Linked DNA regions of Homo sapiens: region 2 is linked to region 1. Evidence: read pairs that join two places in POLR2A ChIA-PET (ENCODE). Cell type or tissue: A673. All regions are shown on one strand. Each heading gives the region's core, and the rest is flanking DNA. Links, peaks and the distances in the headings are about the cores only. Region 1 has its middle 61 kb from the start of LINC-PINT. Region 2 overlaps LINC-PINT (long intergenic non-protein coding RNA, p53 induced transcript).

The links. ChIA-PET counts read pairs that join two places held together with the same protein. Peaks named below come from ENCODE experiments on the same cell type or tissue, not always from the same donor. Only the 100,000 strongest peaks of a DNase experiment are listed, where the experiment ranks them.
Region 2: POLR2A ChIA-PET joins it to region 1 with 12 read pairs; 3 of 35 experiments call an interaction of 5 or more read pairs at or near these places.

The regions. Positions count from the first base shown.
Region 1 is chr7:131,166,286-131,175,214 of GRCh38, forward strand. It overlaps a transcript of MKLN1 not described here. Among named protein-coding and RNA genes, the nearest start is that of LINC-PINT, 61 kb to the left of the region's middle. RefSeq lists a silencer at 8,051-8,251. In A673, for the core only: no CTCF peak of the experiment used is centred there; no DNase peak of the experiment used is centred there.
Region 2 is chr7:130,981,886-130,990,814 of GRCh38, forward strand. It overlaps LINC-PINT (long intergenic non-protein coding RNA, p53 induced transcript), which reads right to left. Exons shown (of 8, transcript NR_170176.1): 4 at 2,168-2,224. Among named protein-coding and RNA genes, the nearest start is that of LINC00513, 73 kb to the left of the region's middle. In A673, for the core only: no CTCF peak of the experiment used is centred there; no DNase peak of the experiment used is centred there; H3K27ac peaks cover 689 bases.

The sequences.
Region 1 (8,929 bases), core at 597-8,596:
GAGGTTTGCCGGGAAAGATGCTGAGTTTGATTTCGAGCACATTTAGCCCATTCCGAACACACTGGCTAACGTAATCATATAAAACACAGGCCAATTCCCAAATCCCCTCTGCTCAAAACCCTTCAATGCCTTCTCATCTTACTCAGAGTAAAAGAAACATCCTTACAATGGCTGATAAAGCCTTCAATGGCCTGGCTGCCCACATTGCCTCTGAGCTCATCTCCTTCCTTACCCGCTTCTCGCTGGGCACTGCCACCCTGGCCTTCTTGCTGTTCCCCAAACATTGCCCGACATGGGTCTGTCTTAGGGCCTTTCTTAGTGTTTTCTCTGCCTGAAACCCTCTTTCCTCGGGCAGTTCTTACACCTTAATCCCTCACTTCTTTTGGCTCTTATTCAAATATGTTTTGTTTTGTTTTTGAGACAGAGTTTCGCTCTTGTTGCCCAGGCTGGAGTGCAGTGGCACGATCTCGGCTCACTGCAACCTCCGTCTCCTGGGTTCAAGTGACTCTCCTGCCTCAGCCTCCCCAATAGCTGGGATTACAGGTGCCCACCACCATGCTGGGCTACTTTTTGTATTTTTAGTAGAGACAGGATGGGATTTTACCATGTTGGCCAGGCTGATCTCAAACTCTTGACCTCAGGTGATCTGCCTGCCATGGCCTCCCAAAATGCTGGGATTACAGGTGTGAGCCACTGCGTCCGGCCTAAGTATCATCTTTTTAGAAAGGCCTTTCCTGATCATCCTGTACAGAACAGCAACACTTCCCCCGCCACATCCCCTCTCTCCAGTTTCCTCTTCCCCATTGTACTGATCAGCATCTGACATACTATTTGTTTACTTGCTTATATCACAACCTGGAAACTGAAGCTGTAAAAAAAAAAAATTAATGAAATGATCCACTGTTTTCAAGGGTATGATGAGGTTTGCTACCTCATGAGTACACCATTACACCATTCTTGGGACTGGGCATTGTTATAATCCCTTTGAAAAGCAATTTGGCAGTAAGTATAAAGAGTCATAAAATGTCCATCTCCTGCAACGTTTTATGTTTTGAAAATTCTGAAAGTCAATTCTAAGAAGATAATCTAAAATGTGGAAAAGAAGGCCAGGTATGGTGGCTTATGCCTGTAATCCCAGCACTTTGGGAGGCTGAGGCAGGAGGATTGCCTGAGCCTAGGAGTTCAAGACCAGCCTAGGGCAACATGGTGAGACTCTGTCTCTATAAAATATAAAAAATTAACCAGGTATGATGGCACATATCTGTGGTCGCAGCTACTCAGGAGGCTGAGGTGAGAGGATCACCTGAGCCTGGGAGGTTGAGGCTGCAGTGAGCTGTTATGGGACCACTGCACTCCAGCCTGGGCAACAGAGCAAGACTCTGTCTCAAAAAAAAAAAAAAATAATGTGGAAAAGAAAACACACAGAAAAATGTATACTAATGTGATATTTATGATATCAAGAAATTGGAAAGATTCTAAACATCTAACAATATACAGAGATAGTTAAATTAAGTAAATTACTGTTCATTTACTTAATGATATATTATTCACTTGTTAAAAGGATAGTTATGAAAGGCTGGTTAGCAACAAGGAAAATGCTATGAGACAATGTTATACTTAAAATAACAGGATCCACAACTGTATACAGTGTGATTTCACGTATCTTTAAATATACACCTGAAAAAGGACTAGGAGGAAATTAACCCAAATGCTGATATTAAATGAATTAGGCTAATGGAATTATTGGTGACTTATTTTTCCTAAATCTTTTCAGTTTTCTGTATTTAGGTTATATCCTTTCTGTAATGTGCTATTTAATTTTTTATAATAATCATTTTTTAAAATACTCAAAAGAAACTGCTGTTACAACTAACTCACCACCATCTAGATGGCATTGTTGGGTATCAGTGGTAAGTGTGAGTCTCCAGGCTGTGGCTTCTACTTTTAGTTCTGAGGATCCTGACATCAATGGCTGGCCCTACAGCTCATTAGCCTCCCATGCCTCATTCCTCCGCTTTCTCACTCCTGACTCCTTCCTCTTTGCCACTCTTCCTGTATAATTTTAGGCTGTGTCTGCCTGATTATGAAGGACACAATTATGAAACAATAAAGGCTTTAAAAAAAAGCCACACAACTTGCCCCCATGCACCTTGACAATCTTTATGCATGGATTGAGGCTAAGCCACCATATTAATGTCCCCCTCTATTTTTCTCATCCTAGCTACCCCTGTCCCCACTGGTAGACATTAAGGATTCCCACTTTGCTGTTCTCTGTAGCGCTTACCACCACCTGACATATTATGTATTTACTTATTTATTATAATATCATGGCTGAGAAACTGAAGTGACTTAAAAAGGAAAAGAATTAATTCAATGTCTACCTACTAAGTGCCAGTTAAGCCTTTATGTATATTTTCTTTATGTATATTTTCTTTATGTATATTACCTCATTTTACCCTTGCAAGCCAGCAAAATAAGTATTACGTTTTAGTGATAAGAAAACTGAGGCTTAGAAAGGTTAAATAATTTGTCCAAGTTCACTTATGTAGGAAGTTACCAAATTGAAATTTAAATCGTTGTTTTCTTTTTTTTTTTTTTTTGAGATAGCATCTAGCTCTTCCACCTAGGCTGGAGGGCAGTGGTGCAATCTTGGCTCACCGCAACCTCCACCTCCTGGGTTCAAGCAATTCGTGTGCCTTAACCTCCCCAGTAGCTGGGATTACAGGCACCCACCACCACGCCTGGCTAATATTTGTATTTTTAGTAAGACGGGTTTCACCCTATTGGCCAGGCTGGTCTCCAACTCATGACCTCAGTGATCTGCCCTCCTTGGCCTCCCAAAGTGCTGGGATTACAGGTGTGAGCCACCTCGCCCGGCCAGCCACCGTGTCTGGCTGAAACCCTCATTTTCTCATCTAAAGTCCTATGTCCTTAGCCAATACACTAACAAACACACATCAATTATTAAGATAGCCTAAGTTAACTTATTATATAGGCATTGCCTAAGTGAACAATTGAATAACAGAATAATTCAATCTGAAACTCGTAATCAATTGATGCCCCAAATATCGTTGTATCTGAGTTAACCAGCTCATTGCTTCAGATTTTTTCTGCAATGTCTACAGTGTCTCGATAACTATTTGAGACCACAAAATTAACAGTTTGACTGTTAATTTTAACTACTTTGATTATCTGCAGTATTCTAAGTATTTATTTAGTAACTAAAACTAATTTTATCTGCTTTGATTAATGGCCTCTTTTGAAGGATCTGGAAGCTCTTTTTTGAGACAATAGAAAATTTTTTGATAAAGCAAAATTCTTAATTAAGTTAGATCCTTTCAACTGGTTAGTTAGACTTACGAATTGAGATTATTAATAGCAGACATGTAAGATGTCAAAAGGAATGTATTATCTAGTTAGGACTAATAGGATTTTAGAGAAAATTTTTCACAAGAAGAGATTTTTCCATTTAATAACTCATTTATTTTCAAGCAATAGTCTGTTGAATAAAGATTCTAAGCAAATTCACTGTAATGGGGATGAAGGAATTAAATAGAATTTCCCAAGAAATATTGTTCATAATGTTCACCATTATTACAGCTCAACGGTGTTCTTGTATGCCTGCTTTGGCTAAAGTCTCACATAGAAAACCCTTTCACCTAGGCATGGTGGTTGACACCTGTAATCCTAACTACTTGGGAGACTGAGGTGGGAGGATCGCTTGAGCCCAGGAGTTTGAGGCTATAGTGAGCTACGATCATGCCACTGCACTGTTGGATAACACAGCAGACCCTATCTTTATGAAAGAAAGAGAGAGGGAGAGAGAGAGCGAGCCATTGTAGCTGCTGACATAGACTTGAGGAGTCATAACATGATCACCCTCATCATAGCTAACAATTTTGAGAATTTACTGTGAGCCAGCCTTCACTGCATACTGCACTAAATTATCTCATTTTAATGCTCAAAATTCTATAAAGTAGGCACAAATGTTATACTCATTTTTAGATAAAGAAACTGAGGCATAGAAAGATTAAGTAACTTGTTCAAGGGACAGCATTTAACATAAAACACGGATATGTTATATTGGCTGTTTTGCCTTCTCTGTGATGCTGAGAAAATAACATTTTTTGAAGGAATTTCAAGTTCGACTTTACAGCTTTAATTTAAAAGGAAAAATGAAAGGCCTTTTGAATTGCTGTGGCTGTTATACCAGTGACTAATTCCATTGGAAAGCTGGTTCAGTGAGAGCTGAAATTTTAAAAGTCTGAAACATCTGAGAGAGTGGGTTCCCCTTGGCTAGTTGGTGCTTCCCTCACAACCTTTTCCCACATCAGCCTGTGCTGTAAACCTCCCTTTCACTCTGTGATGATTTCATCTCTGAGGGTTTGTAACTCATGGAGCTGTCCTTGGTCTGACAGGTCAGAGAAGAAAAGTTTTTGCCTGGGGTCTCTGGCTTCTCACAAAGTTGCTGCACTTCTCAACTGATTTATATTAATAGAAATCCACAAACCCACCATGTACAACAGATTGAGAGAATTCTTAGGAGAGTGCATGAAAACGCTGAAGTACTTCATCATAGTACATTTTAATTTTTCCCTGCATTGGAGCAGAGCTTTCCCATCTTAGATCAGGAAATGGGAAACCTAAAGTTCACTTACTCAATAAAATCAGGCTGGAGACCCATTTTGGGCAGTTCTAAATGCTGCAAAAGATCAAGATAACATTCCTCCCCTCAAAGATTTTACATGTCAGTGATAAGACACACATAAAAAAGTTAAACAACCCGACATCATAAAGAGATGAATCAGAAGCCAATAGGGTTCCAAGGATACCAAGTGTTTGAAATCCAAGGCAGGGTTACAGGGAGGAGGTCATTGGATGCTGAAATGGTGAGGGAGGTTTCTGGGGAGAGAGAGGAAACTTAATATAGGTCTTGAAGAGGAGAAAGCTAGCCACAGGACAGAGTGTATACTGTAACCCCACTTACCTAAAAATGAAGCAAAACAAAAACTGTATAGGTTTATTAAATGCAGTGAAAAAGAGTCGGAAGGATAACTAGCAAATTGGAAGAAGGGCAATACAGTTGGCAGGTGGGAGAGGGGAAGGGCTAGAATTAATAGGGACTTTCAGTTTTTACTGTATGTATACTTCTTTATTATTGTTTAAATATTTTTCTTTCTTTTTTTTTTGGGATCGTGTTTCGCTTTTGTAGCCAAGGCTGGAGTGCAATGGTGCGTTCTCAGCTCACTGCAACCTCTGCCTCATGGGTTCAAGCGATTTCCTGCCTCAGCCTCCCAAGTAGCTGGGATTACAGGCATCCACCACCATGGCCAGCTAACTTTTTGTATTTTTGGTGGAGACAGGGTTTCACCATGTTGGCCAGGCTGATCTCGAACTCCTGACCTCAGGTGATCCACCCACCTCGGCCTCCCAAAGTGCTGGGATTACAGGCATGAGCCACCTCGCCTAGCCTGTTTGAATATTTTTCTAATGAGGATATACTCATACATTGTTTGGTATAATTAAGAAATACAACATTGACAAAGAACAGATAGAACTTGGGTTTGTAGAGCAAAAGAAAGAGGATATTTTAGTTGAGAAGAACAGCTTAAGTACATGCCTGAAGTTGGAAATGTCCAGGGTGTATTTTGGGCAACAATGAGGAGACCAGTGGGACCAGCACAGAAGGGACATAGTAGCAGGTAGATTGGGGCCAGGTGGAGAAGAGCTGTTAATGAAGACCTAGTGTGAGCCTTTCACCTTCCACCAAAGCAATGAAGAGCCTTCGAAGAGTTGATCTGGAGTCCATTAATCTGTCCACACAAGAATTTATTTATTTATTTATTTTTATTTTATTTTATATATACTTTTTTGAGATGGAGTCTCGCTCTGTCGCCCAGGCTGGAGGGCAGTGACACGAACTCGGCTCACTGCAAGCTCTGACTCCGGGGTTCAGGCCAGTCTCCTATCTCAGCCTCCCAAGTAACTGGGACTACAGGCGCCTGCCACAACACCAGGCTAATTTTTGTATTTTTTTTTTTTCTTTTTGAGATGGAGTCTCGCTCTGTCACCCAGGCTCGAGTGCAGTGGCGTGATCTCGGCTCACTGGAAGCTCCACCTTCTGGGTTCACGCCATTCTCCTGCCTCAGCCTCCCAAGTAGCTGGGACTACAGGCACCCGCCACCACGCCCGGCTAATTTTTTGTATTTTTAGTAGAGACAGGGTTTCACCATGTTAGCCAGGATGGTCTCAATCTCCTGACCTCGTGATCCACCTGCCTCGGCCTCCCAAAGTGCTAGGATTACAGGCGTGAGCCACCGTGCCGGCCAAGAATTAATTTATTGATGAGCATACCTGAAAACCTAGCAAAGTTAGATAATAGAAATTGAAATCTACCTTTCTTGTACACCATGAAAAGCCACGGAACTGTCTCCTATAGTAACTGCAGCAAGAAAGGTTCTGATGTATACAAACCTGATGTTGGACTTTTCAAGAAACACTGAAAATAGAAATGCTGTCAGATGCAACTGGGGAACAACCACTTATACTTGATCCATAGTATTAATTCCACTGTAAATCTCTGTGTAATGCTTGATAGCTATGATGAATGACTTAAATGTAGTAGAGAGATTTTGATCCCCAGCATATGAGAAATGACTGAGTCAAATTTGTAGAAGTTGATTAAAAATTACTTGATTTAAACAAATGAAAATCAGGTGGATTCTGTAACATGATATTTGCATTAGTGAATATGTGTTTTCCTTGAATGAATTGACAAAAATCAATATTTTCTTTAAACTTGCATTTATAACACTATTCAAATACTTATGTATACATCATATTTTGTATATACAAACACACACACACACACACACACACACATTCATACAACAGACATAATAAAGCAAAAATCTGTAGCTATCTGGGAGTGACGAAGTACCTGACGTACAAGCCCATCTTGAAGGAAATATTAAATCTAATAAGGGAAAAACACTACAGATAGTTGAACCTTGAGTCAGTCATGCATTCTGACTCATGTGAAATGATTGGATTCTGGGTGAGATGAATTTTTTTATTGACAACAAGTGGAAGAGGGACATATCGGAGTCCTAGAATGATAATGCAAATTAGCTTTATAAAAACATAGTCTTGGCCGGGCGTGGTGGCTCACGCCCATAATCCTAGCACTTTGGGAGGCCAAGGTGGGTAGATCACCTGAGGTCAGGAGTTTGAGACGAGCTTGGCCAACTTAGTGAAACCCCATTTCTACTGAAAATACAAAAATTAGCCTGGCGTGGTCATGCATGCCTGCAATTCCAGCTACTCAGGAGGCTGAGGCAGGAGAATTGCTTGAACCCAGGAGGTGGAGGTTGCAGTGAGTTGAGATCGTGCCATTGCATTCCAACCTGGGTCATAGAGCAAGATTCCATCTCAAACAAACAAAAACACACACACAGAGAAACATAGTTTTCAGCTGACTCGGTGCTGCTCCACGAGGAGCAGCTTAAAAAAACAAAAACAGCCTTCTCCTGTAGGAGCTGAATTAAAAAAACAAATCAAAACAAAACAACAAAACAACATAGTCTTCATTTACTACAGATTTTCTTGTAACCAGAAGTACTGACAAATTGAATTGAGTTTTCAGTTTTCACTTTGCTTCTCCAGAGTTTAAAGACCTTTTTCTTTTTCTTTTTTTTTTTTTTTTGAGACGGGAGTCTCGGTCTGTCACCCAGGCTGGACTGCAGTGGCACGATTCGGCTCACTGCAAGCTCTGCCTCCCGGGTTCACGCCATTCTCCCGCCTCAGCCTCCCGAGTAGCTGGGACTACAGGTGCCCGCCACCGCACCCGGCTAATTTTTTGTATTTTTAGTAGAGACGGGGTTTCACTGTGTTAACCAAGATGGTCTCGATCTCCTGACCTCGTGATCTGACCGCCTCGGCCTCCCAAAGTGCTGGGATTACAGGCGTGAGCCACCGCGCCCCACCCTTTAAAGACTTTTGATGCTCATTTATCCCTCACTCCACCGTTTCCTTTTCATTCCACAATATGTGTCTTTTTTCAGAGACACAGATGGCACTCTTAATCGGAAAAACTGAACTTTCTTGCCTGGTGATGGGAAAACAATAGCGGGGACAAGAAAGGTTTTAAAAGCCTTCGAAAGTTCCTTGGAAAGGGAGATTCCTGATTTCATATGTTGCATTTTCCTCAGAACCCGTTTTCTCTTCTTAATCCTTCTTTATCCTACAAAATTACTTTGTGGTATCTCTTCCCGACATGAGGTGAGGGCAGCACAAGGCATCTGACCTCCACATGTTGGGAGAAGGCAGGAATGCAAGATGATCCTGTGCCTGACGTGATTAAACAGACTCACACACATTTTACAATAACCAATTTTGGAATAAAAAATGATCCTTTAAGAAAAATCTCCTGATTGTTTTAATATAGTTCTCAGTACCAATCTTGATGAGAATTGATAATTCAAACCAGTAAATATTTACTGCTACCTGCCAAGTTGAATTAAAAAAATTCATTTGGTTCTAACAATATTGTACTCTTGAGTAGAGTTATAGAACAAGAGCAAGTACAGACTAAGTTTCCAGTACAATTCAGACAGGGCAAGTCTGTTCTCTCCTCCCCACTTGTCTCCCTCCCTGATAACTGGTAGATGATAGATAGATAGATAGATAGATAGATAGATAGATAGATAGATAGATAGATAGATAGGGTGGGTATATAGATAGGCAGATGGATGGATGGATGGATGGATGGATGGATGGATGGATGGATGGATGGGGAGACAGAGAGATAGGGTGGGTGGATGGATGGATGGGTGGATAGATGGATAGGGTGGATGGATGGGTGGATGGATAGATAGATAGATTAGATTAGATAGATAGACAGATAGATAGATAGATAGATAGAATGGAT
Region 2 (8,929 bases), core at 701-8,700, 180 kb before region 1:
GGTTACACTAAAAGCTCAGGCTTCACTACTACACAATATATCCATGTAACAAAACTGCACTTGTACCTTTCAAATTTATACAAATAAAAAAATTCAGTTCTCATTTATCTTGGAAGAGTGAATTATCATTTCCAAAAGTTTTAAATGGATCTGAACCTTTATTTAACTGTCATTTTTCAGTCTCATTAAAAAATACATGAAGGTGAGGACTCAGGTTTTACCATGAAATCCTTTTCCCCTACTAGATTGCAGCTCCTTAAACTGGGTTATAATGTATGACTACATTTCAATTAATTAGATGTTGAGCTAAATGCTAAAAATGCTTGAAGAGATTAGGTAGATGACTTCAACACATTCCAATATACAAGCTCACTTGCACACTATGAAAGTTTAAGGTACTAAAAAATGACAAGGTGATTCAGCACAGAAAAACAATGCAACACTACACTTGGGCCAGCAGATGTCTCTCTACAACCCATGGCACCAACCAAGAGATAACCAGGTATCTAACAGCACAGAAGGATTGATCTTATTCGAAACGGTAAACAAAAGCATTCTTAGGTATTGATCAGGAGGAGAAGAATGTTCAAGTTCAGACAGAAAGTTGAGAAGGGAACAGTAGGTGAGAAAATAGAAACAGAAGCTTATTACAAAAGGAAGGAGAGAGCTCGGCCCATAAAGAATAAAGTTAAGGCAGGTTTGAGGCATTTTTAGGGGTAAAAAAATGCTGTAGAAGTTACTGAAGAATACAGGGAGAAGGGCAAGAAACCATGCGTCCCTACCATAGCACTGAAATACTGCAAGCTTGTCAAAGGACAACCGACTGACTAGCAGGTTAAGAAATCCACTTTGCTGGTTATGATGAACAATAAAAAGAGAGAAAAAGGGAAAAGAAAAAGTGATAGAATTAAAAAACTCTATCCCAGCTTGCATAAAGTAAGCTTCAGGAAACCACATACCCACATGTACAAATATGTGTGCTGGGCCCTAAGGTAACAGGTATTTCCTCCTGGGGGTTCTAATAAAAAGGTCTGAAAGCCATGGAGATATTCAGTGCACCCCCAGTGCCCCACCTCTCCCTCAAGCTAATAATGCCAGCTGCAAGACCTCCAAAACAGAAACATAACTGTCAAAGGTAATATCCCAAAATCCCCGAAGGAAGACATGGTAAAACATACATCATCATATTTAAAATAAACTATGTAAATTATGAAGCAGAAGTCAGGGCCGAGGAAGATGCAACATAAACTCCATGAGAGAAAAGTCTAACTACCAGATGCAACTCTCAGCCCCATCTCTGGCATCTTTTCCCACCCTGAATAAAGGGATGCTGAGGGGCTGAAGGGGAGCTGGCAGGAGAGACAGCAAGGCTGGGGACGAGGCGGATAGCAGGACATACAGCATCTATCTGGGCAGGAATTGGTGAAGATCCAGAGAGATGGGAGTGGAGTGAGGAGAAAGATAACCCATTCAATGTCAAATCCCATCACCAAGCAGAGGACTGGACACGTAATATGCCCCTTACTAACGTTTGCTGAAGGTGTCAGTAGGTCTCAGCAATGCCAACAATTTTATTACAATTACAGGAAGTTAGTGCCTAAGCAGGCATGATAGTTTGGAGCTTCTTATTCCAAGGTTATCACCTGCCATCATCAGAAAATGGGAGTGCTGCTGCTTTTAACTCTATCCTCACCATCTTTAGTAACTGTCAGCCATTTCAGTAGCCACCTGGAAGCTATGCTATGCTCCCCTGGAACTACGTCTTCAAGAATTTCAAAGAAGTTTGTTTGGTTTCAAACTGGAAACCAATCTGACACTTAGAAGGTCAAAGACAAAAATGAATGGGTGCTCAAGGACTTAGGGTGCTCAAAGATTAAGACGTTTCAAAGAGGTTTTAAGTTACGTTTCTCAGAGCCAGGACAACAGACTATACAGAGGCCACGTCAGAACTTACCAATGATGTTCGCACTTGCCTTAGGAGGAGAGTTTGCTTTTGTTGGGTATTTTTGGTTTGTATAATTGGTTTATTTGGGGCTTACGTATATTTAAAAGAACTTTATAACAGCAAACACCTACATACTATTTACTATGTGCTATGTACTATTCTAGGCCTTTACAAATATTAACTTATTTAATAAATGTATATAGAACTACTAATCTCAGTTACCTGTTCAGTGGTTTATTCTGCTTCACTAAAAGTATCTCCGTTTCTTCCATTTTCCTCCTGCAAAATAGGAGGAGAATATCGTTAGTGAGTAGGTACAAATGCACACAAAATGTTTTACATTATTATTTGCTATTTTCCAAACTCAGAGTGCCAAAAGGGCTTCACTGAACTTTAGCCAATTATTTCACCTGCCTAATTTTACTGAGTTCCTAAATAGAATCTTAAGAAGACATAATTACTACATACACAGATAATAAGAGATTTGAAAAACAAATAACTTGTGGCTTCAAAAGAAATTAAGGTGACACAATAAAAAGTTAGATGCACAGGGAAACAGAGTAAGATTCTCTTGGACTTTGAATCCTTCTACATTTGATACGACTTTTCAAACCACACTCCCTCTGCAGTTCTTTTTCAGGTGGGCAGTATGTTTCCTCACTAGGTGAAATAATTGCTGTTCTAAAGATAGAAACAATTGGTGGATTTGATTTTAAAGATTTACTGAAAATTTTTAAAAAATGATAATGGAAAGCATTTGTTAAAAAAAAGAGGTTATTTCCCAGAAAAGGTAATTGTTCATCATCTCTGGCAGGTGACATTTACCTTTGGGAACTCATGAGTGTCTAGGTTCTGTCCCTGAAATCTCTGGCTCCAAAAGTCTCTCTCACTAAGGTGCCAGAGATGATCATGTTGATTAATACTGATTCATGCTAACAAAGCTCACAAGAGACTGATAAAGCCAAAATGGCAAAGTATTGACTTATAGTGAAAAATGTAATTGTCAGATATCCTGGACACTTGCTCCGTCCAGTTTGGAAGCCAGTAAATCCAAGGCATAGGCACCTCACAGGCAGGCAAAGATTAGGCCAAATTCACGGCAGATTGCTCAGTGAGCATATCGGAGCAGTCACCACCTAGATGCCAATGGCCTCCAAAACGATCTCTCTAGCCAAGCATTATCCTACCTTCTCCACCACCATCCTAGTCCAAGCTGCCATTGTTCTTTCTCCTGGACAAATACAAAACACTTCTTGCTGTTTTCCCAGCCTCCACACTTTCTCCCTTCCAATTCATTATGCACAATGTGTCCAGAGTAAACCCTTTGTTTGTTTGTTTGTTTTGGAGACAGGGTCTCACTTTGTCAGTCAGGCTGGAGTACAGTACTACAATCATAGCTCACTATAGCCTCAAACTCCAGGGCTCAAGCGATCTTCCCACCTCAGCCTCCCAAGTTGCTGAGATAATGTACAGGTGTGCACTACCATGCCCACTCATTTTTTATTTTTTGTAGAGACAAGGTCTTGCTATGTTGCCCAGGCTGGCCTGGAACTCCTGGCCTCAAGTGATCCTCCTGCCTCAGCCTCCCGAGATGCTAGGCTACAGGTATGAGCCACCATGCCTGGCACAAAAGAAACCCTTTAAAATAGAAAACAGACTGTGGCTCAGCCCTACCTATACCCGCCCCACCTTTAGTGCTCTGCATTGGTCTATGATAAACACAGGGGATGACTCTTGGCCCTGCTGGGGCCCTGCCCCCTCCATGCACCACTCTCCCTTGTCATCCTCTCACTTCAGCCACGCTGGTCTCCTTTCACTCCTATGAATAAACAAGATCCCTCAACACCTCAGAGATTTTGCACATCTTATTTTCTCTCCTTGAAAATTAATGCACATATTCTGCCCTCCCTCCCCCGATATACATGCCTACCCAGGAACCTGTACATCCTCACCTACATAGGGACACATTCCCCTATGCTAAGCTCCCAGGACACCTTGACCTTCTCCACCAGAGCACTTAAACAGTTTGTAACTACACGTAACTATGCATTATGCAGTTATTTAATTTAGATCTCTCTCTCTCTCACTAGACTATAAGAAGCTCCATGAGGGTGGACACTGAGCTCATTTTATTAGCGTGTTCCCCGGTAGTGACTACTCAACAGATATGTTCTTGAATGAATGGTGGCTTCGGGCTTTCAGAATCTGTTGCATCCATTGCCAAAAACAGGGATAATTCTGCCAGACAGACACGGGGCTCTGCTGAAGGGGCTCCATCCCCCACATTGTGCACCCCCACCCCTGGGTCACCAGTAATTAGATGGGCATTGTCTACATACACTTATGTAAATTTTTGTTTCCTACACTTCCATGGCCAAAATAAATCTTCAGATATTAAAAAGAAATAGCACAAAGTTCAAGACACATTTGGGTAGCAACGCAGCAGAGAAGACTCACGGCAGTGGGTTACTAAGAAACACTAGAAACAAAAAGGAAAACAAATTTCAGCCAAAGGAAGTCCTTGATGAAACAACCCTGGCAAGTGGATACACATACACACACAGACCAAAGCAGTGGCTCTCAGATGAGGGTGCATGAGATCCTGGGTTTGCTGCGGGATGCCACCACAACCAGGGGGTCAACAGCAAGGCAGTGTGAAGATCCTAGAAGGAGGCCCCACTCCCTGCCCCTCCTCTGATCGCCAGGGCCTGCCGTGCATGCTTGGCACACAGGAGACCCGGTGTGCACTGAGTGTGGTGCTCTCCCATTTACCTAACAAACCAACAATCAATGGGCATTTCCTAACTCACTGCGTAGAGTGTTTTAAATGGCTCACAGCTGTGGTTAATTTTTACAAGATGTTCTAACACTTCAGTCTTCTTATGTGATAGGGATGAGAACAAAACCGGTGGGAAGAAACCCCATAATACATTTGGCTCTAAATTCATATCTAGTTATGGGGTTAGAGAGGGTCAATTTCATTCATCCTTTCAAAATAGTGTGCACTGCAAATAGTGTGCACCTCGTTCTAGGTGGTGTGGATAGGCACTGAACAAGACAAAAGGCCTTTTCAAGGAGATAACATTCTGGAAGGAGACTGACCATAAATACTAAAGTAAAAGATAAAACCCATCAGATGACAATACATGGTATGAAGAAAAGTAAAGCAAGAGAGGGTGACAGAGAATGTGTGTGTGTTGGGGGTGGGAGGTGGGAGTCAACATTGAAATAGGGTGTTCAAGGAAAGCCTCCCTGAGAAATTGCCATATGAGCAAAGATCTGAAGAATGTGGAGAACCATGCAGACATCTCCGGAAGGACAGTTCCAGACAGAGGGACCAGCAAGTGCAAAGGGCCTGAGGCTGAAGCATGGCCTGTCTTGGGGCACATGAGGGAACAGTAATAGGAGGTGAGATCATAGAGGTGAGTGAGGGGTTTCATAGTCCAGCACTAAAGACTGTTGGCTTTGATTCTGAGAGCCATGGAATGCAACTGAGGTGATGCATGCCGCACCCTGCCCTGTGGAATGCTGAAGAGGGGCAGGGACATGATCTGGCTGTGTTGAGAATAAACTGAAAAGAAGGCAAGGAGGCAGCTAGGCCAGTGACCGGGCTACTGGGACAATGCAGGTACGAGAGGACAAGGGCTTGGACTAGGTGCAGCAGCACAGGTACTTCCACAGAGTTGTTGGGGTCTTCACAGAGCTTGAAGCGAAGGCCCTGGAGCTAACTCTCACTTCCCTAAGGGCTGATCTTAGTGATCTTAATGCTCTTCTCACTAACCATGTTTTTTGTTTTAATTAGTACTTTTACAAAAGAAAATTTAGTGGGTTTTAACCTGCTACAGAAGTAATAGATGATCAGGCTGGGTGTGTTGGCTCACGCCTGTAATCCCAGGACTTTGGGAGGCTGAGGCGGGTGGATCACCTGAGGTCAGGAGCTCGAGACCAGCCTGGCCAACATGGTGAAACCCTGTTTCAACTAAAAATGCAAAAATTAGCCGGACGTGGTGGTGTGCCTCTGTAATCCCAGCTGCTCAGGAGGCTGAGGTGGAAGAATTGCTTGAACCCCGGAGGCAGAGGCTGCAATGAGCTGAGATTGTGCCACTGCACTCCAGCCTGGGCAACAGAGCGAGACTCCATCAAAAAAAAAAAAAAAAAAAAAAAATAGATGATCATTATAGAGTGCAAAAGGTCAAGCAAACCAAACCTGTGCATCACATTATAAAAGAACTTAACATACAAGTGTTTCTTATACTGTCACCACCATATATTAGCATTTTAAATCCGTGAAAATAAAAGACTTCTTCCCTAGGTGAGGAGAAAGATCATTCTATACACATGACCATGGTAGTTAATGACTCTATGTAACAAAAGGTTTTCCATTGAAGATCTATTGATATACAGCAGGACAAACACCAAACAGAAGTACTGTATTCTTAAAACCAAGCTTAGGTCAGTATGGTCTAACCCTGAAATCTTTCAGCTGTGCCAGTTTGAGATTAATGAAGAAATGTTTGGCCCATCACTCACAAAACCACACTTTTCTGCACAAAGACTTTCTCTTAGAGACACCCATGATGATAACATAATGTAAAGTAAAATTTAGATATGGTGAAATTCTTAAAAAATGAAATAAAGTACCCTTTTTAGTCTCTGCATTGTTGATTAACACGGGGGTTAAAAAAAAAGGTAGGGGAAGCTCAGTGCGCAGAACTGTTGTCATGGAAACCATCCTACTCCAGGGCAGGGGAGCAGCTCTTCATGCTGTCATCAAGCCACCAAGAATCTCATCTGTTTGGGAGACAGAGCCACGTCCTCCCCTAATCAGAACATTGCTGTTTAGTCAAACATGATGACTTGGCCTGGTCTGTAGCTGCAAACAAAATTAAACTGTGATTCTCAACATTTGACTCTTCTGGCTGATATGGCATATTTGTTTAGCTTCTCTCGAACAGAGCTACCAACAGATCAGTCACTCATGGTGACTCGGGGAGCATCAGTTGTCCACCAGAGCAGAGCTTTTCAAACTCCGAGATGCACATGAGCTGCTTGCAAGTCCTGTTAAAAAGCAGATTCTTATATAGATAACTCTTATGACAACATCGCCTGTGCTATAATGTACATCTCTCAACTCTTCTGAGCTATTTTAATTCATCCTAATTCATTTTTATTAACATTTTTCAGACATGTGTTTCTTTCTTAGTTTGCTTCTGAAGTATAAAGATAATAGTGATGAGGTTTTAAAAAAAAAAAATACTGCTTCTCTATGACAAGGACGCCCAGCAAAGGATCACCTGAGCCTGGGAGATGGAGGCTGCAGTGAGCCCTGATTGTGCCACTGCACTCCAGCCTGGGCAACAGAGTGAGACTCTGTCTCAAAAACAAAACAAAACAAAACAAAACAAAACAAAACAAAACAAAAGGATCCCCAGCATATCTGTGAGCGTGACCTACTTTTTTTGTTTCTCTGAAATCCTAAGATGACCAAAAGAAGAAGTGTAGTGAAAAAAGGCTGAATGTAAGTCAGTAAGCAAAAGAGAGGCTGGTCTAACAACCATGATTGTTCTTATACCTTGGGAATCCTGTAAAAGCACAGAGGGAGGGACCTGGCAGAAAGGAAGCCAACAGACAAGAGGCTATAGTGGCAACAACTGCTTGGAGATCTATAAGATAAATCAGGGAGATCACAATCAATTGTTTATAGACTCTGAAAGGACCAACAAGAATTACCATTGAGTTATGTAAAGAAAAAAAAACTATTAGCCAACATCTATTAAGGAGGAAAAACAAAGGTATACACAGCTTGGGGCAAGATTTGAAGAAGCATAACCCCACCTACATACAAAGGCATGTGGCAGAGAGCAGGCCTACTCATTCTGTGTGGCTCCTGTGGCTTGAACCCAAAGGTAAAATAGAAAAGGAGAGGCTAGGCACAGTGGCTGACACCTGTAATCTCAGCACTTTGGAAAGCCGAGGCGGGCGGATGACCTGAGGTCAGGAGTTTGAGACCAGCCTGGCCAACATGGCGAAACCCCGTCTCGACTAAAAATACAAACATTAGCTGGGCGTGGTGGCAGGCGCCTGTAGTCCAAGCTACTCGGGAGGCTGAGGCAGGAGAATCACTTGAACGTGGGGGGCAGAGGTTGCAGTGAGCTGAGATTGTGCCACCGCACTCCAGCCTGGTAACAGAGAGAGACTCCATCTCAAATAATAATAATAAAAGGAAACAGAGATGGACTTGGGCACAATATAAGAAAATACCTTCCTTTGTTGTTGTTGTTGTTTTTCTTTTTGAGATGGAGTCTTGCCCTGTCGCCTGGACTGGAGTGCAGTGTCGCGATCTCAGCTCACTGCAACCTCCACCTCCTGGGTTCAAGTGATTTTCCTGCCTCAGCCTCCCAAGTAGCTGGTATTACAGGGGCATGCCACCAAGCCTGGCTAATTTTTGTATTTTTAGTGGAGATGGGTTTCACCACGTTGACCAGGCTGGTTTCGAACTGCTGACCTGAGGTGATCCGCCCGCCCTGGCCTCCCCAAGTGCTGGGATTACAGGCGTGAGCTACTGTGCCCCACGTCATCTGACAGGTTTTAAAGTGGCAGTAAGAAGTGGCCCGTGTCGCGTGATACACACATACCTTCTAACAAAATACACTTCTCGGGACACAGAACTTTTCTTTTTGCAAAGTAAGGAGCTCCCATCATTCCTGAGATAGTCTCCACCTGCCACCCTGTTCCTCTCCAGTACTGTACACTGTAAACATGCCAAGCCGGATGCCACTCCCCAGACAGCTTCACGACTGCAAGCATCACATGGTCTGTGCCTACAACGCTTTTCATTTCTGGGCCATCCCTGCAAACTTGAAAACCCAACCTCCTCTGTGAATCTTGTGCTCTCTCTCCTCCAAGCAGAGTGGCTAGCCTGCTTCTCGCCCGCTCAGCGTACTTCTCCCCTGCACCATCTCCCTCTGCTGTAAATATCTAGAC